Regions from separate parts of the Homo sapiens genome. Here region 1 is linked to region 2. Evidence: chromatin loops called from intact Hi-C (ENCODE). Cell type or tissue: heart right ventricle. All regions are shown on one strand. Links, peaks and the distances in the headings refer to the core of each region. The heading gives the core; the rest is flanking DNA.

Region 1 (10,726 bases), core at 1,279-9,278, 59 kb before region 2:
CCTGTATTGTGGTTAGGGATCAGGATTCTGAAGCCAGATTGCTTGGGCTCAAATCCCAGCACAGCCACTTTATCAGCTGCATCACCCTGAGCAAGTTACTTACCCTCTCAAAACCTCCAGAGTTTTATCTGTAAAAGGAGTTGAATCATAGAACCTATCTCATTGGGCTATTGTGGGAACTTAATGAGTCCATACATGCTAACTGCTTAGAAGAAGCATGTAGGAATTGCTCAATAAAGATTTACCATTACTATTATTTATAAAGTTACCACTTGAAAAATTAATATTAATAAGGAAAAAGGAGTCATCACTTGTTGAAACATGAACATTGCCTTAGGATCAGGATGACTATGGACCAGCTTAAAGAAAATCTGATACACAGATTGAGAAATAAAAAAGTAATAGAAGACTGAGTCTCTGCCTATAAATTCACAAGTAGGGACAAACAGAGATCGCCTGACAAATTATTTATTCATTACAAAGGGAAAGGTAGTAACTTGACAGGAGAAACCTGGCAGGTACCACCTTAACCAAGCAATCAAAGTTAATACTGGCAGGGTGCAATGGCTGTGCCTGTAATCCCAGCACTTTGGAAGGCCAAGGTGGAATGATTGCTTGAGCCCAGGAGTTTGAGACCAGCCTGGGCAACATAACAAGACCAAATTTTTTTTAAAAATTAGCTGGGAGTGGTGGTGCATGCCTGTAGTCCCAGCTACTCAGGAGGCTGAGGTGGGAGGATTGCTTGAGTCCAGGAGGTCAAGACTGTAGTAAGCCAAGATCAGGCCGCTGTCACCAGAACAAGACACTGTCTTAAAAAAAAAAAAATAAGTAAAATAAAAACAACCACCAACAAGTAAAAAGTAGTATCACCAACACTGAGACAGATCAACATCATGTGCCTCCTGATATGGTGCACTAAGAAGGACACAGCATCACTTCTCTAGCTTTCCTGCCCAAAACGGACAATCTAAATTTATTTATAAGGAAACATCAGCTGCACCACACTGAGTGAACTTCTACAGATAACGGCCTATGTTCTTCAAAAATGCCAAGGTCAAGAAAGACGAAGGAACAATGAAGATCTGTTCCAGATTAAAGGACACTAAAGAGATATGACGCTAGGGGAAAATTAGTGATAAGGGACATTACCAGAACAATTGGTATTGTTTTGAATTGACTGTATTGATATAGTATTTGAACATGGACTGTGTAGATAGACCAGACAGAATAAATGTGACAAAACTGGTGAACCTGAGGAAAGGGCATACATCTTTCTTTTGATTAAGAAATACAAGTGTAAATTCTTACAAGCCTATTGGAAAGCATATGGAAATATATTCAAAAGACATAAAATCGTACCTTTGTTTCACTTTTATGAATCTTTTTTTTTTTTTTTTTGGAGGGAAAGTATAACTTTTATTTACAAATAATTATTGAGCATGCTAGATGCTACTAGAACAAAAGTTACAGTTTCCACTGTTAAGGAGAAACAATGGAGAAACCAGCGTGAGCTCCAGTGCTTTCTTCGATTTGGTGCACTGAAGAATCCCATTTTGGGAGCAGAAAAACCCTGTGTGTTGTGTTAGCTGTTCCTTATCACCAACGAGAGTAAGTATTGTTACCCTCACTACATCTACGGGTAACTGAGGCACAAACGTTGTGAGGCAGTTAATGTTCCCAGGGTCACCCATGGGCCAGCTGGGAGGGCAGCATCGCCCCGTGAACATACCCTGGGCCCACTTTTATGAATCTTAAAGAAATAATCAGACAAGTATATGAAGATATTTTTTCCTAGGATGTTCCTTGAAGAGTTGTTAATATTGAAACATTGGAAATAAACTATTCAACCATAGGAAATTGATTTTAAAAGTATATCACATATAGTGGAATCCTATATACCATTAAGCATTTTGACTTAGATATAGTTAATGAATTTACTCAAATATAAAATGTAAATAAAATATTAAAAGTGAAGTAAAAAATCCATGTTAAAAAACTCTGCCAAGGATAGAAAAACAAAAACAAAAAACATAGGTCTGCAAGAGAATAATTCTTAAACAAAACAGAAAATGTGTACTCTATGTTTTAAAACATAACCAATATCAGAGGGAAAAAATCTAAGTGTTAATACTGCAAAAAATGCCAAGCATATCTGCTGGCTTGAGTTTCTCCCCACATTATAAACTCCCTTTGTTTTTAATTTTACATTTCTAAAATGGTACTTGCTTCCTTCAGAATCTCCAGTTGATGTTTTCAGGAAAATAAAGCCAAAGAAAAGCCTCCTAATGACTAGTGTTCTCTATGATCAAAATTTCCTCCCTTTTAAGGCTGAATAATACTCCACTGTATGCATAGAACCCATTTCATTTACCCGCAGACACATAGGTTGCTTCCACCTTTTGTCTACTGTCAATAATGCTCCTGTGAACACAGTTAACAAGTCAGGCGCGGTGGCTCACGCCTGTAATCCCAACACTTTGAGAGGCCAAGGCGGGTAGATCGCCTGAGGTCAGGAGTTCAAGACCAGCTGACCAACATGGTGAAACCCTGTCTCTACTGAAAATACAAAATTAGCTGGGCGTGGTGGCAGGCACCTGTAATCTCAGCTACTTGGGAGGCTGAGGCAGAAGAAATGCTTGAACCCGGGAGGCGGAGGTTGCAGTGAGCCGAGATCACACCATTGCACTCCAGCCAGGGCAACAAGAGTGGGACTCCATCTCAAAAAAAAAAAAAAAATCCCTTTAAGACCCTGCTTTCAGTTGTTTTGGGGATCTACCTTGCAGTAGCCACACTGTGTTTTCAGAGGCTTCAGAACCAGGCAGGAGCGGGCATAGTGACACAGGCAGCTTGATGTTTATGGTCATACACCCAGCCTCATCCCTCTGCTATGCCACCCACCTGGCCCCTCAAGGCATTTGTGTTGTGACAACTGAAAAAGATTCTAAAAGTATGGAAACAAAATCAAATCTTTCAAGGGAAGATTCAGCTGGGAGCTGCGTTAGGAGATGGAGAACCAGCAGATCATGTGCAGTTTCTCTCCAGCCCCCCTTCAGTTCCTAGGGAAGATCCAGCTGTAGCAGAGGTACCCTCCCAGGCTCAAGGATGGGATTTGACTTTTGTCCATCATTTCACAAATGATTCATGTACGAATGCCTGTGCTCATCCATAGACTCTTTCAGATACCAAGCAAGGAAAACGCCTGGCACCTCCCCATGATCGGCTCCCCTGCTTACCATGTACACAATGATGGCCAGTTCATACACGATGGACTGAGCGCCCAGCTCCACCATGCCGAGGATGCCTGGTGAAGAAAGACAGCTGTCGCCTTGCACCCAGACAGGGCCCCCAGGTTCCCACCAGTCCCCGTCATCCATCCTCATACAGACCACTGAGGAAGCTCCCGACCTCATAGGCCCACCACTCCATGCACAGCATGAGCATGCTGGGGATGGCCAGGCGGAGGAAGGAGGCCCAGTCCTGCAGGCACTCGAGGGACCAGCCTGTGGGGGGGACACACACATTTCCAGGAGATCTGGCCATCGGGCTGGAACTCAACCTGAGACAAAACCCACATCCCAGTTGGAAGACAAAAGGGCAGTCATTACCTCCCCATGTAGCTTGATGCAGTTTTTTCCCGAGGATGTAGAGAAAGAGGAGTAGAGCCAGGGTGTACTGGGAAATCAAGTTTGCCAGTGCAGAGCCTCTGGAAAGAACAGTCCCAATGAGAGGGAGGTACCTTCCTGCGCCTCTCCCTGCCCAACTCAGTGAGGAGGGGAGACTCATCCCTTCCCGTGCTGTCCTCAGCAGGCCAAGGTCTTCTTCCCAGAGCAGCCTCACCCTCCATCCCTGACAGTGCTTTCCACAGTGTGCAAGAAAGAGACCACGCATGGACACAAGAACCAGCTGAAGAGCCCACTCTTCTCCCTCCTGGAAAAACCACATGCAAGTCATCCCTTCTCCCTGTCCCAAGAGTATGTTGGACTCACATCACCCCAAGATGCAGTTGATGGAGAAACAGATAGTTGGCGAGGGCATTGACAAGGTTGGCTGCAACTCCAGTTACGATCTGGGGCAGTACAATTCCCTGGAAAAAGGACACCGCATGCCATCCTTGAGATCCACAGAATAGGACTGCCTTTCTGCTACCCAAGCACACACAGGCTCCAGCTGGCCTGCTCAGCGGGTATCACAGGCATAGCTGGGGGGCTTAACTGGGGAGGTCATGTCCTTGTTGCTCCTGCCTTTCCACTCTCCCACCCCTTTCTCTTCCTTCTCTCTTTGAGGTATAAAGTGCGGAGTTCTGGCCACAGAGAGACACAGGCAAGATATGTTCAGCAGCAGGGAAGGAAGAAGATAAATGGCTTATTTCCAACAGTGCAAGGACTGGCAGGGGCTAAATGGGTCAACAAGGCACCTTTGACACTGGACGATAGGAGAAAATGAGAATACTTTCTTCACCAAAATAGAAATTCAGAAAATTGACCTAAGATCTTGAAGAAACTAGAGTTTCTTTCTAGAATACGGAAGGGATTCCAACATATCTAACTTTCAAAAGTACAGGACTGGTGAAACATCCAGACTGTTTGGTGTCTCAAAGTAAGACAGGGGTGAAAGTAAAATTACATCAGACCAAGGAAGTAAAACTCTGTCCTGCCCCGCATCCGGATAGAATAGCAGACGCAGATAAAGTCAGTGCAAACGTAAAAGGAAACCTCCTTTCTCCCAAGGTCACGCTGTCCCCATAAAGTGTCATTACTCCCCTAGTGGAATGACGAGTGCTTTCTGACTCACTGAGAAACTTTGTTGTCTAAAATCAGACTGTTCAGAAACATTGCTGTTTGAAATCATTTCAGTAAAAAGAAAACACCCCACTCTCGCGTGGAGGCTCAAAATCATGTTAACACAAAAAAGTAGCCTCAATTTCCAACCCAGGCACAGAGCTTCGTGGGAGCTCCTGGATGTGGCATTTTACATCTGTCCACCCTCAACATCCTTCTTAGCCTTGAGTTTCCAAAGGAGGAGCACCAGGTCCACGTCACAGCCCAGGCCTGATGTTGGGCCCCTCACTCACAGATCTGCTCAGCGCCTATCAAACCATGATTTCGCTTAAATGTCACCTGAACCCCACCCTTCTTCAAACCTTTATAATAACTCTTCTTCCTTTGCTGAGGCATCCCACAGCCTCTCTAGTCTCTCTCACTGCGACAGGCCAATAAACACAACTGCAAACCCACTGGCCTACAGTCCTGTCTCTGGTGGTCTCAGGCTGATGGGGCCAGGACAATGGTCTTGGCCGACAACTTGTGTAGGCCACATATTTATGGGGAGGCCCTGGTTAGTTTGTAGCAAGGGAATTAGTGATCAGATTTACTTTTCAGGCAGATGGCAGTGGATGGAGACAGGTTAAGGTCCTCTGAAATGACACAGAGGACAAATGGCAAGAAATGAATTCAGGGCTGGGCACGGTGGGTCACGCCTGTAATCCCAGCACTTTGGGAGGCCAAGGCGAGTGGATCACCTGAGGTCAGGAGTTTGAGACTAGCCTGGCCAACATGGTAAAACCCCATCTCTACTAAAAATACAAAAACTAGCTGGGCGTGGTGGCACGCGCCTGTAGTCCCAGCTACTTGGGAGGCTGAGGCAGGAGAATCGCTTGAACCTCGGAGGTGGAGGTTGCAGTGAGCCGAGGTCACGTCACTGCACTCTAGCCTGGGCAACAGAGACTCCATCTCAAAAAAAAAAAAAAAAAAGGAAGAAAGAAATGAATTCAGGTGGTGGCATGGAGGATTGGGAGGAGGCAGAAGCTATAGGACCAGGTGACTGACCAGATGTGGGAGGGAAGGAAAGATGGAGTCGAGGATGTGACAGGGACAAAAAGGACAGGTTACTGGGAGCAAAAATGGCTGAGGCCACGGAATTCCACCCATTGCGATGGAATGGAAGGCAGAGGAGCAGGCTCGTGGGAGAACGAGAAGAGGTGGCCAAGCCTGCAACACGCATGCGTCTCCATGTCCAGTGGAGTCACCTTCTCCTCCAAAGCCCTCTTGACTCTCCTACTTGAAAGTCTCCCTTCCCCCGATACCATCTGGCTCTGTTCCCACCCTCCACCCTCTCCGAGGGCATTCACTTTCTCCAAACTCCCAGCTGCTTCTCTTTGGTTCTACACTCAGCTAATGGTTGCCCTGTCTTCCTAGGGAAGGGCCCCAGGACAGAAACTCCTTCCACCCTGGGGGCCCAACAACCCCTGCCATTTCTACAGAACCCACCCATCATCGTATCTCCCACTGCTCCCACAACGCAAACTCTTCATCACAGACCTTCACCATTATTTGTTTGGATCATGTCCATAACTCTCCCCTCTTCCTCTCCCAATTAGTTAATTTCCCAAAACTAAATGCCCCAGCAGAGAACACAAGGCCCTGCGCACGCTGACCCTGGGCCAGCCCGCCTCTCGATGCCATCATCTCACTGCATCCCCTCCCACCGCAGTGGCGTAAAGAGACTCTGCGGGCCCCAGCCCCTAGGAACAGGCTCTGCTGCACCTCTGTCTAGGATCCCCTGCCTTCCTTCCCAACCTTGGAAACTCCACGTGTCCTCTGTAACCAAGTTCAAAGCTCCCAACCCCTCTCAGCTCGTGGCTCCTACTTCCATGCCTTTCCCTGTGCCCCAGAGAACAGGAAAGAAGACTTTCACACTCATTGTCCTCAGCAGGTCACATCAGACCCTGAGGTTAGGGCCACCACAGTGGTTGGGGGACTGAGTCCAGGAGAAGGCCTTGCAGGGTGCTAAGGCATCCATGCTGCCTTAGCAAGGGTCTAGATCAAAAGGAGACAGCCCAAAGCCGGATGAAATGTGTGGGTTTCCTTCTCTCTAGTCTACACCTATTTCTGATATGTCATTCTATGCTAATCGGGATTCTAAATATTCTTGTTTTGTTGATAGAGTAATATCCTGGCCGGATGCAGTGGCTCACACCTGTAAGTCCAGCACTTTTGGAGACTGAGGCAGGAGGATTGCTTGAGGCCAGAAGTTTGAAACCAGCCTGGGCAACATAGCAAGACCCCATATCTACTTTAAAAATTTTGTTCTAATAGAGGAATATCTTAACTTTAAGAACACTGCATAGGTGGGAAACTTCCTTTCTTCCTCCTCCCCTCCTGGCCCTTCCTGTTGCACATGCCTGGAGAGCCCGCCAGTGTGGCCGGGATCCATTGCCGAGTACCCCTGTTTACCTGGACTTATCTGGAAGAATGTAGAGAGTCCCACATATGCTGATTTCATAAATCCACCCCTACCAAGCCATGGCCTTTGGCCCTGACTGTTTAATCACAGAGGAGGAGTTCTGGCTGACGTTAGGTGTCATTAGAGTTTGAGCTCTTACATCCTCAATGAGAAAAGTGGGGCCATTCCGACAGAACAGAGCAGACAGTTTGGTTCCCTCTCTGCCAGACGAGCTGCCCCCAGCCTGCGCTCTGTCTTAGGAGCAAATGGGCATGCACCCTTCTTTCCAGGACGCTGGTTAAAATGCAGAGCCAAGGAACACTGCGGCTCTGAGCCCACCCTGCCAATGACAATATTTCCAAGTGGGAATTGGATAAGAGTTTTCCAGAGCCAAATATAATATGTTCTTTCCTTGACATCACTTAACAAACCTCTTGACATCCAAGTTCTGTGTGCACAACACTGAAAAAATATCTTTCAGTGGCTCCCAGCAGTGAGCTCCCTCCACCCTGGGGTCCCTGGTCCTGGAGTATCTTCAGGGCCCCCATTCCCAGAAAGGTACAAACTCCCATTAGCCTCCCAAAGGAAGAGAACAGTCAGTATTACCTGGTTGAGCAAATATTTAACTTGTAACATATAAAGAAAGGTTGCCTACAAGAGAACAAGAGAGATGAATGTTAATGTTTCAGCCTTGCCACACAGAAGTGAGGTCACACGGCAGGGAGCTAGGAGCCACAGCCAAGGTTCGGCTGCCCTCTGCTCCCGCACGGAGCCACAGAGGCTGTCGTCTCAGGACAGGGCTGGGGCCAGGGTGTTATGGCCCAGGGGCTTCCCACATCTTCTTTATGGGTGCATATGCCCCAAGCATATTCCCTCCATCTGGCAAAAGGAGGTGGAGTTTCCCTGGGTGAATGGCCAGGACTCTTCTGGGGACACTGGCATGGAAAGGAGGCCCCAGGCACACTCCAGATGGGCACCTCCATATAGACTGGTCCTATGTGGTGGAATCATGAAAGACTGTCACATTTACAAGGTTTCAGGATAAGTAAGCGAGCACACTGCCAATTCTGAGGGCAAATGGTGTCCCTAGATCCGTATGTTGAAGCCCTAGTCCCCAGTGTGACTATTTGGAGGTCCTCAAGGGGAGATTAAATTAAAATGAGGTCATTAGGGTGGGGCCCTAATCCAATAGGACTCGTGTCCTCATAAGAAGACAGGGGATACCGGGGGATGAATGCACAGGGGACAACCTGCAGAGGGTGGCCGTCCACAGGCCAAGGAGAGAGGCCGCAGAGGACACCAACCCTGCTGCACCTTGACCTTGGACTTCCAGCTTCCTGAACTGTAAGAAAATAAACTTCTGTTGTTTAAGCTCCCTAGTGTGTGGTATTATATTACGGAAGCCCCTGCAGACTAATTCAGCTACAGCCTCCAGCTGAATAACAAACACTTAGCTCTCAGGCCAGGTGTGGTGGCTCACACATGCAACCCAACACTTCGGGAGGCCAAAGCAGATGGATTGCTTGAACGCAGGAGTTTGAGACCAGCCTGGGAAACATGGTAAAATGCTATCTCTACAAAAAATACAAAAATTAGCTGGGCGTGGTGGTGTGCACCTGTAGTATCGGCTAATCAGGAGGCTGAGGTGGGAGGATCACTTGAGCCAGGGAGGCAGAGGTTGCAATGAGTGAGGACTGTGCCACTGCACTTCAGCCTGGGTGACAGAGTGACACCCTATCTTAGAAAAAAAAAATTAGCAAGACCCTGTCTCTACAAAACTAAAAAATTAGCCAAGTGTGGTGGCATGTGCCTGTAGTTCCAGCAACTCAGGAGGCTGAGGCAGGATGATGGCTTGAGCCCAGGAGGTCAAGGCTGCAGTGAGCTATGACGATCCCACTGTACTTCAGCCTGGGTGATGGAATGAGACCCTGTCTCAAAAACACCAAACAAACAAACAAAAAAACCACTTAGCTCTCATTGTTCATTGGCCACACACTGCTGTGTCAAACATTAACCCATGCTTAAGGTTCTGTGTGGTCAAACGCAGCAGACCAAAAAAAAGTCTAAAGGTTCTAAGTGACACCCTCAGGGGTTCTGAGATGGGTGAGACTTTGCCCTTGTTTACAATAAAAGTTTGCACTCTTCTCCATGGATGATTCTGGAGGTCTCTCCAGCTCTACTCCAGACGTCCTGGAGTAGCCTCAATCTTGGTGTTCCTTGAGATGAACATCTGTTGTGTCCTTAACAGGCATAAATAAAAACAGGCTTCCTTGAAGGCACCAACACCACAGATAAGAATCATCTAAGACTGAGCCAATACACTGAGCTCACAGATATGGTGGCTACCTTTCACCCACGGACCCCAAGAAGGGAATCTCTTAGCCCTTGAGCACTTACAGGAAGAGCTGGAATGAAGATCGTGACATAGGTCTGGGTAAGCCTAAATAACGAAAAGAAAAAGAAAACAAAAACTGTGATGGAGGCCTCTGTTTCCAGGGAAAGTTAGGCAGAAGAAAATAACTAAAACTGCCTTTTCCATTCTTGGCTGTTTCCAGATTAATGGGCTTAAGTTGCTGGAGCAGGCCGGGCGCGGTGGCTCACGCCTGTAATCCCAGCCTGTAATCCCGAGGCAAGCAGTTCATGAGCTGAGGAGTTCGAGACCAGCCTGGCTAACATAGTAAAACCCCGTCTCTACTAAAAATACAAATATTAACCAAGTGTGGTGGCGGCCACCTGTAATCCCAGCCACTTGGGAGGCTGCGGCAGGAGAATCTTTTGAACCCAGGAGGCGGAGGTTACAGTGAGCTGAGATCACACCATTGCACTCCAGCCTGGGCAACAGGGCGAGACTCCATCTCAAAAAAAAAAACAAAACTGCGGAGCAAATGTGAAAATTTACATATAGAGCTTGTCATCTTATAACCCTGATAACCTTTCTTGATTATTTTATATCTTTATGTCTAGGACAGGGTTTTTCAACCTCAGCACTATGGCCAGGTAATTCTCCACCTGTTGTGTGGTGCTGTCCCGAGCACTGCAGGATGTTCCACAGCCTCCTGCCTTCTACCAGGAGCACCCTCCTACTGCCAGCTGTGATAACCAGAAATGTCTTCAGACATTGTCAAACGTCTCCTGGGTTCAGAGCCGCTGGTCTAGATAAGAGCTTTAAAAGCTCTTACCCAATTAAATCAGTGGGTCTCAAACTTGACAGCACAGTAGAATCACCTAGGGTGCTTTGAAAGATACCGATACCCAGGCCTCACCACAGACCAATTAAAAGAGAATCCTGGCCGGGCATGGTGGCTCATGCACTTTGGGAGGCCGAGGCGACAGATCCCGTGAGGTCAGGAGTTTGAGGCCAGCCTCGCCAACATGATTGAAACCCCGTCTCTACTAAAAGTACAAAAATTAGCCAGGCGTGGTAGTAGGTGCCTGTAATCTCAGCTACTCGGGAGCCTGAGGCAGGAGAATTGCTTGAACCCAGGAGGCAGAGGTTGCAGCGAGC
Region 2 (10,726 bases), core at 1,191-9,190:
GCTTGAACCTGGGAGGTGGAGGTTGCAGTGAGCCGAGATCATGCCACTGCACTCCAGCCTTGGGACAGAGTGAGACTCTGCCTCAAAACAAAACAAAACAAAACAAAACCCCAGTCTGAATGCCATGTTATGGAGATGGAGGAAGATCAAAGTGGAGTCTAGCTGCTACTTGGGGGTAAAAATGCAGATTCGGGGAGTTTGTGAACGTTGGGCATTTAGATTTTCATGATGATTTTGTTTGATGCCAGGTTTTCATTCATTTCATATGATGTGCCTCAAGGCCCTCAAATAGGAAAGAAACCCTCTCTTAAAATGGGAAAATCCAAAAAGATTACAGGTGGAAACAATTGCCTTGTTTTTTCTCTCTGCCTGTCCCCCTTTTAAGGCTTCTGTGACCTATTAGGCTTTGGTTTTTCCGAAGATGTGGTTCAGTTCAAACCCATGTAAATGTGGCTAAACAGTCAGGGCCTAAAGTCTTTCAATGGTCTGTCTGATTAGAAGAGTGCCATGTATGTTCAATGGTCTGAAGACACTAGAGTGATTTGGATGCCCGTTGCATTGGAGAAATGGAATGTTGGAAGTGGAAAGTGCTATGTCTCTTGGGGTAACAGCTTGTGAGTGCAACTAGCAAGGGATGAGGATCCTATCCAGCCAGTCCCTATTTGACAATAAATATGACTTTTTCCATTTATCTTTGCCCCCATGACAATTTTGGCTGACCTTGTCTTTGGAGATGTTTTTCAGCCTAGAGAGCTGGACTCGGTACTTTATTAAACCCAAAGGCCATGCTTCCTCAATGCTCACAAAATGCAGCTGATGATGAGTGTGGCTTATTAGTGAGGGCTATGTGCAGAGAGAGAGGCCCAGTGGCAGACAGAGCTCTGTAATTCTGTCAACATTAATGAATATGAGGCTGTCTTTTTTGGACCACCACAGCTGTCTTCCAACCTGATATATGATATTAATTGTAAAAGAGGGCTTTGTCCTAATTGGGATTTTTGTTGTTTGTTTTGTTTTGTTTTTTGAGATAGAGTCTCGCTCTGTCACCCAAGCTGGAGTGCAGTGGTGTGATCTCGGCTCACTGCAACCTCCATTCTCGTGCCTCAGCCTTCCCAGTTGCTGGAATTACAGGCATGCACCACCACGCCCAGCTAATTTTTGTATTTTTAGTAGAGACGGGGTTTTGCCATGTTGGCCAGGCTGGTCTTGAACTCCTGACCTCAAGTGATCCACCTGCCTTGGCCTCCCAAAGTGTTGGGATTACAGGTGTGAGCCACCGCAACTGACCTGTTCTAATTGTTAATCAGAATTTACTTTTATGGGTTTAAAATGTCTTCATGGGCCTGGTGGGGTGGCTCACACCTGTAATGTCAGCACTTTGGGAGGCCAAGGCAGGTGGATCACTTGAGGTCAGGAGTTTGAGACCAGCCTGGCCAACATGGTGAGACCCTGTCTCTACTAAAAATACAAAAATTGGCTTGGCACAGTGGCATGTGCCTGTAATCCCAGCTACTCGAGAGGCTGAGGGAGGAGAATAGCTTGAACCCAGGAGATGGAGGTTGCAGTGAGCAGAAATTGTGCCACTGCACTCCAGTCTGGGCAAAAGAATGAGACTCCATCTCTAAATAAATAAATAAATAAATAAATAAATAAAATTGTAAAAATGTCTTCAGCAATACAAATAAGGAAGATCTAAGGTATGGAGATCCATTCTACCAAGAAAGAGGTAACAACTATGCCAAAGGGCCAGATGTCAGGACAGGGCCTCAAGTCCTTGCTACCTACTAGCTGTGTGATTTTGGATGGGTCACCCAACTTTTCTTTGCCAGTTTCCTCAACTCTAAAATGTGTGGAGTATAACCTATCTCAAAGGGTTATTGTAAGGATTAAGGGAAGTAATGTATGGAAATGGATTCCAGAGAGAGCAATTTTTGGATTCCTGATATTTAGTGTGCCTAGTGTATCTAGGCTTTCACAGATATCTTGGTTTGTTTTCTGTTGCTATAACAGAATACCTGGGGAGGCTGGGTAATTTATAAAGAATAAGCTTATTTAGCTCACGGTTTTGGGAGCTGAGAAGTCCAACAGCATGGTGTCGGCATCTGGTGAAGGCCTTCTTGCTATGTCATAACATCGCAGAGGGCGTCACATGGCGAGAGGGCAAAAATGTGCATGTTATCTCAGGTCTTTCTTCCTCTTGTTATAAAGCCACCAGTCCCATAATAGGACTCTGCCGTGATGACGTTATCTAATCCTAATTACCTCCTAAAGGCTTCACCTCCAATAAACATATGAATTTGGGGATTTAGTTTCCAACACATGAAATTTGGAGGACACATTCAAACAATAGCAACAGATATGTCAGAATTTAGGACTTCATGGGGTACAGAGCTGACAAGTGCTATAGGACTGAGATGTATAATTTAACCTACTTCTAGCTTCTCTGCAAGCATGAGTGACAACTAAGTTTGCTGTTAATATTTACAGTGGAGTCACATAAACCCAAAGACACCATGGTGTGAGTGGGCCCCTTTTTCTAATTACTTTGTTGTAATGTTGGTTTTCTTTTTCCCTTTCTCATTTCTCCTCTCAAATTTACTCTTTCTCTGATTAGGCCATATGGAGTCCAATCTAATCACTCTGATTGCATGCTCAGAATCCAGATTGTGTGAACTTCTTGTGATGCTTTATGAATGTGTAAATTGGCCACAGAATTGGTGTGAATCTGATGTGAATCACTACAGAATGATTCACAAACCAATTCTGAGTGGTCTGGAAATGCAAATCTTTGTTACTTTATCTAATATTTTTTCCTGAGGACCTGTTATTTTCCTAGCACTGTATTATACATGCATTATTTTAATCTTTGCTACAAATCTATTTTTGAATTCTCATTGCACAACTTTACCTTGTTTAATGGCCTTTATTAATTTTCCTCCATTCTTTTTGTTTTCCTTTTAATTGCACTTATTTTAATGCTGAATTTACTCCCGTGCCATAAGTTTTTGTTTCTTCAGTTTCTTCTGGGATATCTTTTTCTTCTGGGCAACCTCCTCTTCTGGTTTAGGAACAATCTGTTCCTTTTCAGTAAGGATCATCTCAGTGTGGCAGAGAGAGCTCACGTATGGGTTAATCCGACCATAAGCCCTGTAGGTCCAGTGGCATATCTTCGGTGCTTTGTTCACTTGGATATGCTCAATGACCAGAGAATCTACATCTAAACCCTTAAGTTCACCATTACTCTCTGCATTTTTTAGCATGTGCAGCAAAAATTTAGCACTCTTTTTGGGCCACCGACCTTGTGTCCAACCCCACTGTTTGCCAACTTCATTACTGTAACATTAGAATGGTACGCACTGTTTCTGTAAAGTGACATCTTTCAGAGACTTCGTGGCTTTTCGTATATGCACACTCTTGATGGCCTGGGCAGTTTCACAAGTGTTTTTTGAGTGGAACACGAGGAACTCTTGGATCACAACTATGAATCGCATACCTTAAAGTGAACACGAATATTGGAACCTCTTGATTTGCGTGATTTTGTGGGGTTCTCGAGGTCAAGTGAATAGTGAACCTTTTTCACAGATTACCTTGGGCCGCTGAGGGAAAGAGGCTCCATTCTTTTTTGTGTGGAATATCTTCCTTTAAAAAGCCTTTTGCTGTCCACTCCCTGCCCACAAGAGATTTTCTGCTTTTGGCTTCAATTCACATTTTGATAATATTGTAAGGACTCTTGCATCTTTATAGAGATTTTTTTTTTTTTCCGAGACGGAGTCTCACTGTGTTGCCAAGGCTGGAGTGCAATGGCACGATCTTGGCTCACTGCAACCTCCGCCTCACAGGTTCAAGCAATTCTCCTGCCTTAGCCTTCCGAATAGCTGGGATTACAGGCACCTGCCACCATGCCCGGCTAATTTTTATATTTTTAGTAGAGATGGGGTTTCACCATGTTAGCCAGGCTGGTCTAGAACTCCTGACCTCAGGTGATCCGCCTGCCTTGGCCTCCCAAAGTGCTGGGATTACAGGCATAAGACTCCTTGCCGGCCTGGAGATTTTTTTTTTTAAACATGTTTAATCTACTGTTCAGTCCATTGACATCTTCCTTTTCTGAAGAAAAGTGTTCCTTTTTTTTCCTTTTGTAGAGATGGGGTTTTGCCATGTTGCTCAAGCTAGTCTTGAACTGCTGGGCTCAAGCAATCCACCCACCTCCGCCTCCTAAAGTGCTGGGATTACAAGTCTGAGCCACCGTGTCCTGCTGAAAATGTTCCTAAGAATAAAATCGTATTGATTACAGGTTCCCCCAAACACTTCAATAAATTCTGGGCCAGGACTTAGGCCCCCATATCCCACAGAACCATTAACCAATCCTGGGGTTCTTTAAAGGAAAGAGAGGTACAATCCACACCTTTTTTTGTGGGGAAAGGTGGCTCCTCTAAGCCCTGTTTTGAGGTTCTGATGTTTCTTGTCATCATGAGCAAAAAGGCAGCCTCTCTGCACCTGTACAAACTATTTTTAGATGCTCCTATTCTAAAACCTAGTTCTTCATTCTCTGTGGTTTTGGTTCTTCTCTGCAGGGAATGACCTTCATTTATTTCTGTTCCTATGCTCCCAATTCAGTTTATTTGATGAATGTTTCCAAAGGTTCAATGGGTTTCAGTCTAAATTTGTCCCGGAGGCTCTAGAGATGTCCAGCTGGACAGTGGGCCCCACTGAGGACATCTGTCCCTGAGCTGGAGGCACGGCTTCCCATGGAGGCACCGCTACGCGGCATCCACACTTCCCACAGCACATCGGCTTCCCGAGGCCGCCACCCAACCCTGGTTACCTAGACCCAAACAGACCTGGGCGCGAGGCAGGGAGGCCGCAGGAGAGTTAGAAGGGCGAGAAGCCTGGAATGCAGTCAGAGGCTGGGCCTGGGAGACCTAGGCAGGGGTGCAGCCCCAGCCCTGGGCTGACATGCAGACAAGGCCTGGGACTTAGGGGACCCAAGACAGGTGAGCGTGGCCTCCTCACCGGAGTCAGGGTTCCGGGTTACCTAGAGGGGAGGCCGGGCAGGAGCAGCAGGAGCAGCAGGAGCAGCAGGAGCAGCAGCAGGAGCAGCAGGAGCAGCAGCAGGAGCAGCAGAGACTCTCTCTGCCCAGACTCTGGCCAGGGTGGGGGCCCTGGAACTCTGGCTTTATCCCTGGCCGGCGCCTCCCGGCCAATCCCAGCTGAGGCTGCCTGTGTGTCACAATGGGGCGCCTGTGGCGTCACGCTGGCCCGCCCCACCCCGTGTGCTCGTCTGGAACCGCCCGTCCTACTTGCTGCCCCATCGCGAGAGTCCTTCCTCTCCAGTTCGGTCCACCACCTGCCCCCATGCTCGATCCTCTGTGGAACCAGGAGCTGTCCCACACCTTATAGAGGCATACCTGGGATGACGGACAATGACTTGCCCGGGATCACTTTGCCAATTGGAAAGGAGGAAAAGTCCCACACCCGTGGCGCTGTCTCCGGAGGGTGCTGCGTCCAAGAGGCCCACCCGCAGGGATGAGCCTGAGTGCGCGAATCCAAGCACGAGAAGGGAGCTGGGAATCTCCCGGTGGCTGGGGACCCCTGCTCCTTCTAGAGCCTCTGCCTCTAGGTCTTTAATAAAGTATATACAATGTGAGTATCAAATGCCTTTAAAAGCAGATTTTCTTAAAAAAAAAAGTAGCTATATGTTATCATGAGATGTGATTCATATACCATACAAAAATAGCTAACGTTATATTGAGATAGAACTCACATGCCATAAAATTCAGTGGCTTTTAATATAGTCACAGTTATGCAGCCATCACCAAAATCAATTGCAGAATATTTTTATCATCCCAAAAAGAAATCTTAACCGTCACCTCCCAATTCCCATGAATTAGTCAGAATTATCCAGATAAAGGAAACCAATAACACATATATGCATTTGAATTGGCTCTTGCAAGTCCTAAGATCTCCAGGGTCAGTCAGCAAGCTGGAGACCAGGAAGAACTGATGGTTTTGTTCTAGTCTAAGTCCAAAGGCCTGAAAGCTAGGAGAGCCACTGGTGTAATTTCCATCTGAAGGCCAGTGGGCTCAAGACCCAGGAAGAAGCAATGTTACTCAAGGGAGGGTGGGGTTTTTTGTTCTAATCAGGCCCACCCACATTTGCAGTTGGCTTTACTCAGTCTACTGATTTAAATGCTAATCTCATCCAAAAACACCCTCACAGACACACCTGGAATAATGTTTGACCAAATATCTGGGCTCTCTGTTCCCCAGTCAGGGTGACAAATAAAATTAACCAACGCATCTGCCAGTTTCTACAGCCAAAGGCAACCACTAGTCTACTTTCTATCTTTATGGAATTGCCTGTTTTGAGTATTCCATGTAAATAGAATCATACAGTACATGGCCTCTCGGCTCACTGCAACCTTCGCCTCCCAGGTTCAAGCGATTCTGCCTCAGCCTTCCAAGTAGCTGGGATTACAGGCATGTGCCACCACGCCCAGCTAATTTTGTATTTTTAGTAGAGACAGGGTTTCACCATGTTGGTCAGGCTGGTCACAAACTCCTGACCTCAGGTGATCCACCGCCTCAGCCTCCCAAAGTGCTGGGATTACAGGTGTGAGCCACCACGCCTGGCCACATTTTATTTTCCATTCATCAGTTGGTGAATATTTGGGTTCTACTTTTTGGCTTTTTTTTTTTTTTTGAAAGAGTCTCGCTCTGTCACCCAGGCTACAGTGCAGTGGCACGATCTCAGCTCACTGCAACCTCTGCCTCCTGGTTCAAGCAATTCTGGTGCCTTAGCCTCCCGAGTAGCTGGGAGGCGCCCACCACCATGCCTGGCTAATTTTTGTATTTTTAGTGGAGACAGAGTTTCGCCAGGTTGGCCAGGCTGGTTTCAAACTCCTGACCTCAAGTGATCCCCCACCTCGGCCTCCCAAAGTGCTGGGATTACAGGCGTGAGCCACCGCGCCTGACCTTTGCTTTGTTTTTTTTTTTTTTTTTTTTTTTTTTTTGAGACTGAGTCTTGCTCTTTTGCCAGGCTGGAGTGCAGTGGCACGATCTCCACTCACTGCAAGCTCTGCCTCCCGGGTTCAAGTAATTCTCCTGCGTCAGCCTCCCGAGTAGCTGGGACTACTGGCGTGCACTACTACACCCAGCTAATTTTTGTGTTTTTAGTAGAGATGCGGTTTCACCACATTAGCCAGGATGGTCTCGATCTCCTGACCTCGTGATCTGCCCACTTCGGCCTCCCAAAGTGCTGGGATTACAGGCGTGAGCCACTGCGCCCAGCTATGCAGGAGCTTTTCGAAGTCTTTATTTCTCCATGTTTCTCTTTCCCCAGCCTCTTCCCTCCTAGGTGCTCTGGTGTGTCTGCTTCTGGCCCCATCTGTTTTCCCTTGCTCCAGGTGGCTACAGCTGGCATATGCCTTTAAATCCTTTCGACAAACACTGCTGGGAAGGTGGTTCCAATGCTGAAAGTTCTGAGGGCGATGAAACAAAGGCAAGCCTCTGAGTCAGTCCCTCTGGTTGCTGCCAGACTGGTCGAAAAATACAACCACAGCTTTTTGAGAACAAGGACCTTATTGGCCTCTCTGGCACAAGCAAGCTGCCCAAGGAATGTGGGCCACCATCTCCATAGCTGCTTTCTGAACTGGGGATTGAGAGGTGATTGGGGGTTACATTGAAATGCCACAATATCTCTTACCAAAATTTAGCTGCTTCTTTCTTCATTAACCAGACCCTCAGTGGTTGTTTTTTATTATCCCAAAATTCAGGAAAAGTAAATTCTGACATTTTTTTTGCCAGTTTAATTGTTGCTTTAGTGGAGGGATGGGTTTTGGAGTTCTCTAGTCCACCATTTTCAGTGACATCATTTCTTTAACATTCTTAAAAGCCCTCCTAGTCACACCCATACATCATTTTGAGGTATCAGTGAAGGGTCTTATAGCTTATAATGGACCGAAATTTATTAGCTCACCGTTCTGGAGGGCTCCAGGTTCTGGCAAGGGCCTACTTGCTGTGTCGTCCCATAGTGGAAGGGCAAAGAAAGAGTGAGAAACAGAGAGAGAGTGAGTGCAAGAGGGAGCTGAACTGGTCCTTTTATAAGGAACCCGCTCCCACAGTAATGAATCTTTTCCTCTAAGAATGGCATTAATCCATTCATGAGGGCGGAGCCCCCGTGACCCAAACACCTCCCATTAGGCCCTGCCTCCCAACATTGCTGCATTGGGGATCAGGTTTCTAACACATGAACTTTGAGTGTTGGACACATTCAAACCATACCATCAGGTTTTAAACTATCATTTTATAGACCTAATATATTTTCTTGAGTGCTATGTTCACTGACAATCAGAATTCTTCCCTACTTGTCTCTTTTTTCATTGAGGGTGGGAGGACTAAGTAATAAAAACACCTCCCTTCCTCTATTCAAGTCCCTATTTCCTGCCACTATTTCTGATACTATTCTGGTTTTCCAACAGTGGATCCTGCGGGTGGAAGGATAATGTTTTTCTTATAAGGACACCAGTTATATTGGGTTAAGGCCCACCGATATAATGGCCCTTGTTCCAAATACAGTCACATTCTGAGGTGCTGGGGATTAGGACGTCAATATATGAATTGAGAGGCGGGGGACACAATTCAGCCCGTAACATACAGGAAGAGGGTTTTGTGCTGCTGGATACCACTGTTGAGGCTGGAACGCAGATCCATCTACTGTAACTCATGTGCTTCTTTACTTTTTCATTGCCTTTTCAGCATCTGAAATTCTACTTTGAATCATTCATTCCTTTTTGTTTGGTTCTTATCTCTTGTATAAAGGGATCCCCTATGAGCTGAGCACTCTTCTGTAAGAGTTAGCTTAAACTGGCCAGGTGTGGTGGCTCACGCCTGTAATCCCAGCACTTTGGGAGGCTGAGGCAGGTGGATCACCTGAGGTCAGGAGTTCAAGACCAGCCTCAACATGGAGAAACCCCGTCTCTACTAAAAATACAAAATTAGCCAGGCGTGGTGGTACGTGCCTGTAATCCCAGCTACTCAGGAGGCTGAGGCAGGAGAATCGCTTGAACCTGGGAGGTGGAGGTTGTGGTGAGCCGAGATTGCACCATTGCACTCCAGCCTGGGCAACAAGAGAGAAACTCTGTCTCAAAAAAAAAAAAAAAGAGTATAGCTTAAACAACAAAAATATTCTGCCCACATGGATAATTACTAAGTGTGACCTCAGCCACTGTGGGGATAACAGGAAACTCACTTTACACCATGTCCTAGCATCGGCCTGTGACGTAAGCCTAATTATGGCTGGGTCCTCAAGGACACTGCCTCGACAGAACACGCTAACGTGAAATTTGCATGCTGAAACCTTTACATATTCAAACCTTCCAACTAGCTCTGTGTTTCCATTCTTCGATATGAGAAGAAAACCAAGGACTATGACACATCCCAAGGAAGTGTCCATAAAAGAAGGAGATCAGCAACCTTTGCTGGGTCTCAGAAAGGTAACCCACGCCAAACTCTGTGAGGAAGATGGAGTGGCAGAGAAGGTTGCACATGTGTGGCGGGGAGTGGGATGGAGGAAAGAGCAAAATACAGCATCCTATTTTGAAATATGGAGCTATGAGACCGGGCGCAGTGGCTCACGCCTGTAATCCTAGCACTTTGGGAGGCCAAGACGGGCGGATCACGAGGTCAGGAGATCGAGACCATCCTGGCCAACATGGTGAAACCCCGTCTCTACTAAAAATACAAAAAATTAGCTGGGTGTGGTGGCGGGCGCCTGTAGTCCCATCTACTCCTGCCTGTAATCCCTGATACTTGGGGGGCTGAGGCAGGAGAATGGCATCAACCCGGGAGGCGGAGCTTGCAGTGAGCCGAGATCGCACTACTGCACTCTAGCCTGGGCGACAGAGCAAGACTCTGTCTCAAAAAAAAAAAGAAAGAAAGAAATATGGAGCTATGTACCAAAAGAATCTGCAAGGAAGGCCGGGTGTGGTGGCTCACACCCGTAATCCTAGCACTTTGGGAAGCCGAGGCGGGTGGATCACGAGATCAGGAGTTTGAGACCAGCCTGACCAACATGGTGTAGTGGTGCAATATTGGCTCACTGCAGCTTCCACCTCCTGAGTTCAAGCAATTCTCCTGCCTCAGCCCCCCAAGTATCAGGGACTACAGGCAGGCATCACCACCCCCAGCTAATTTTTGTATTTTTAGTAGAGACGGGGTTTCACCATGTTTGTCAGGCTGTTCTCTAACTCCTGACTTTAGGTGATCCACCCACCTTGGCCTTCCAAAGTGCTGGGATTACAGGCATGAGCCACCACGCCCGGCCGACATTTTTTTCTTTATAAATTATCCAGTCTCAGGTGTTCATTTATAGCAACACAGGCCAAGACAGCCCCTATTCAGAAATGTTTCCCATTGTTCTTCCCCAGCTTCATTTGAATCTCAGGGGAGTGGAAGTGCAGACATGGGTGCAGACAAAACACACACAGAGAGGGAAAAGCATCAAGAGTTTGGGAGATGGAAGACGATTCAGTGCTGTTCTTGCCAGTGACTTTCCCGTGTGGCAGGGCGTTCAGCTCCCTGCTCTGCTTTCGTCTTTTGTCATACTTATTTGGTGGCTTCGATCCATCCATTCTAAGATTTGTTCTCCCTGTGCCATTTGCTGTCCAGTCATCATTTGTGCTGCTCGCCTGGCGGGATTTTTCTCCGTCTCTTACTCTGGTGGAGTATT

Evidence for each region. Peaks named below come from ENCODE experiments on the same cell type or tissue, not always from the same donor. Only the 100,000 strongest peaks of a DNase experiment are listed, where the experiment ranks them.
Region 1: a loop joins it to region 2, with 4 times the contacts of the local background. A loop is called at or near these places in 2 of 110 quality-filtered maps.

What each region holds. Positions count from the first base shown.
Region 1 is chr17:19,548,570-19,559,295 of GRCh38, reverse strand. It overlaps SLC47A1 (solute carrier family 47 member 1), which reads right to left. Exons shown (of 17, transcript NM_018242.3): 5 at 9,619-9,661; 6 at 7,828-7,872; 7 at 3,987-4,084; 8 at 3,606-3,703; 9 at 3,387-3,500; 10 at 3,234-3,301. It overlaps SNORA59B (small nucleolar RNA, H/ACA box 59B), which reads right to left and starts at 1,736; the gene lies at 1,585-1,736. RefSeq lists enhancers at 5,968-6,468, 6,469-6,969. In heart right ventricle, for the core only: no CTCF peak of the experiment used is centred there; no DNase peak of the experiment used is centred there; H3K27ac peaks cover 1,056 bases; H3K27me3 peaks cover 399 bases.
Region 2 is chr17:19,489,788-19,500,513 of GRCh38, reverse strand. It overlaps the pseudogene RPL17P43. Among named protein-coding and RNA genes, the nearest start is that of TRW-CCA2-1, 13 kb to the left of the region's middle. RefSeq lists an enhancer at 7,369-7,886. In heart right ventricle, for the core only: no CTCF peak of the experiment used is centred there; no DNase peak of the experiment used is centred there.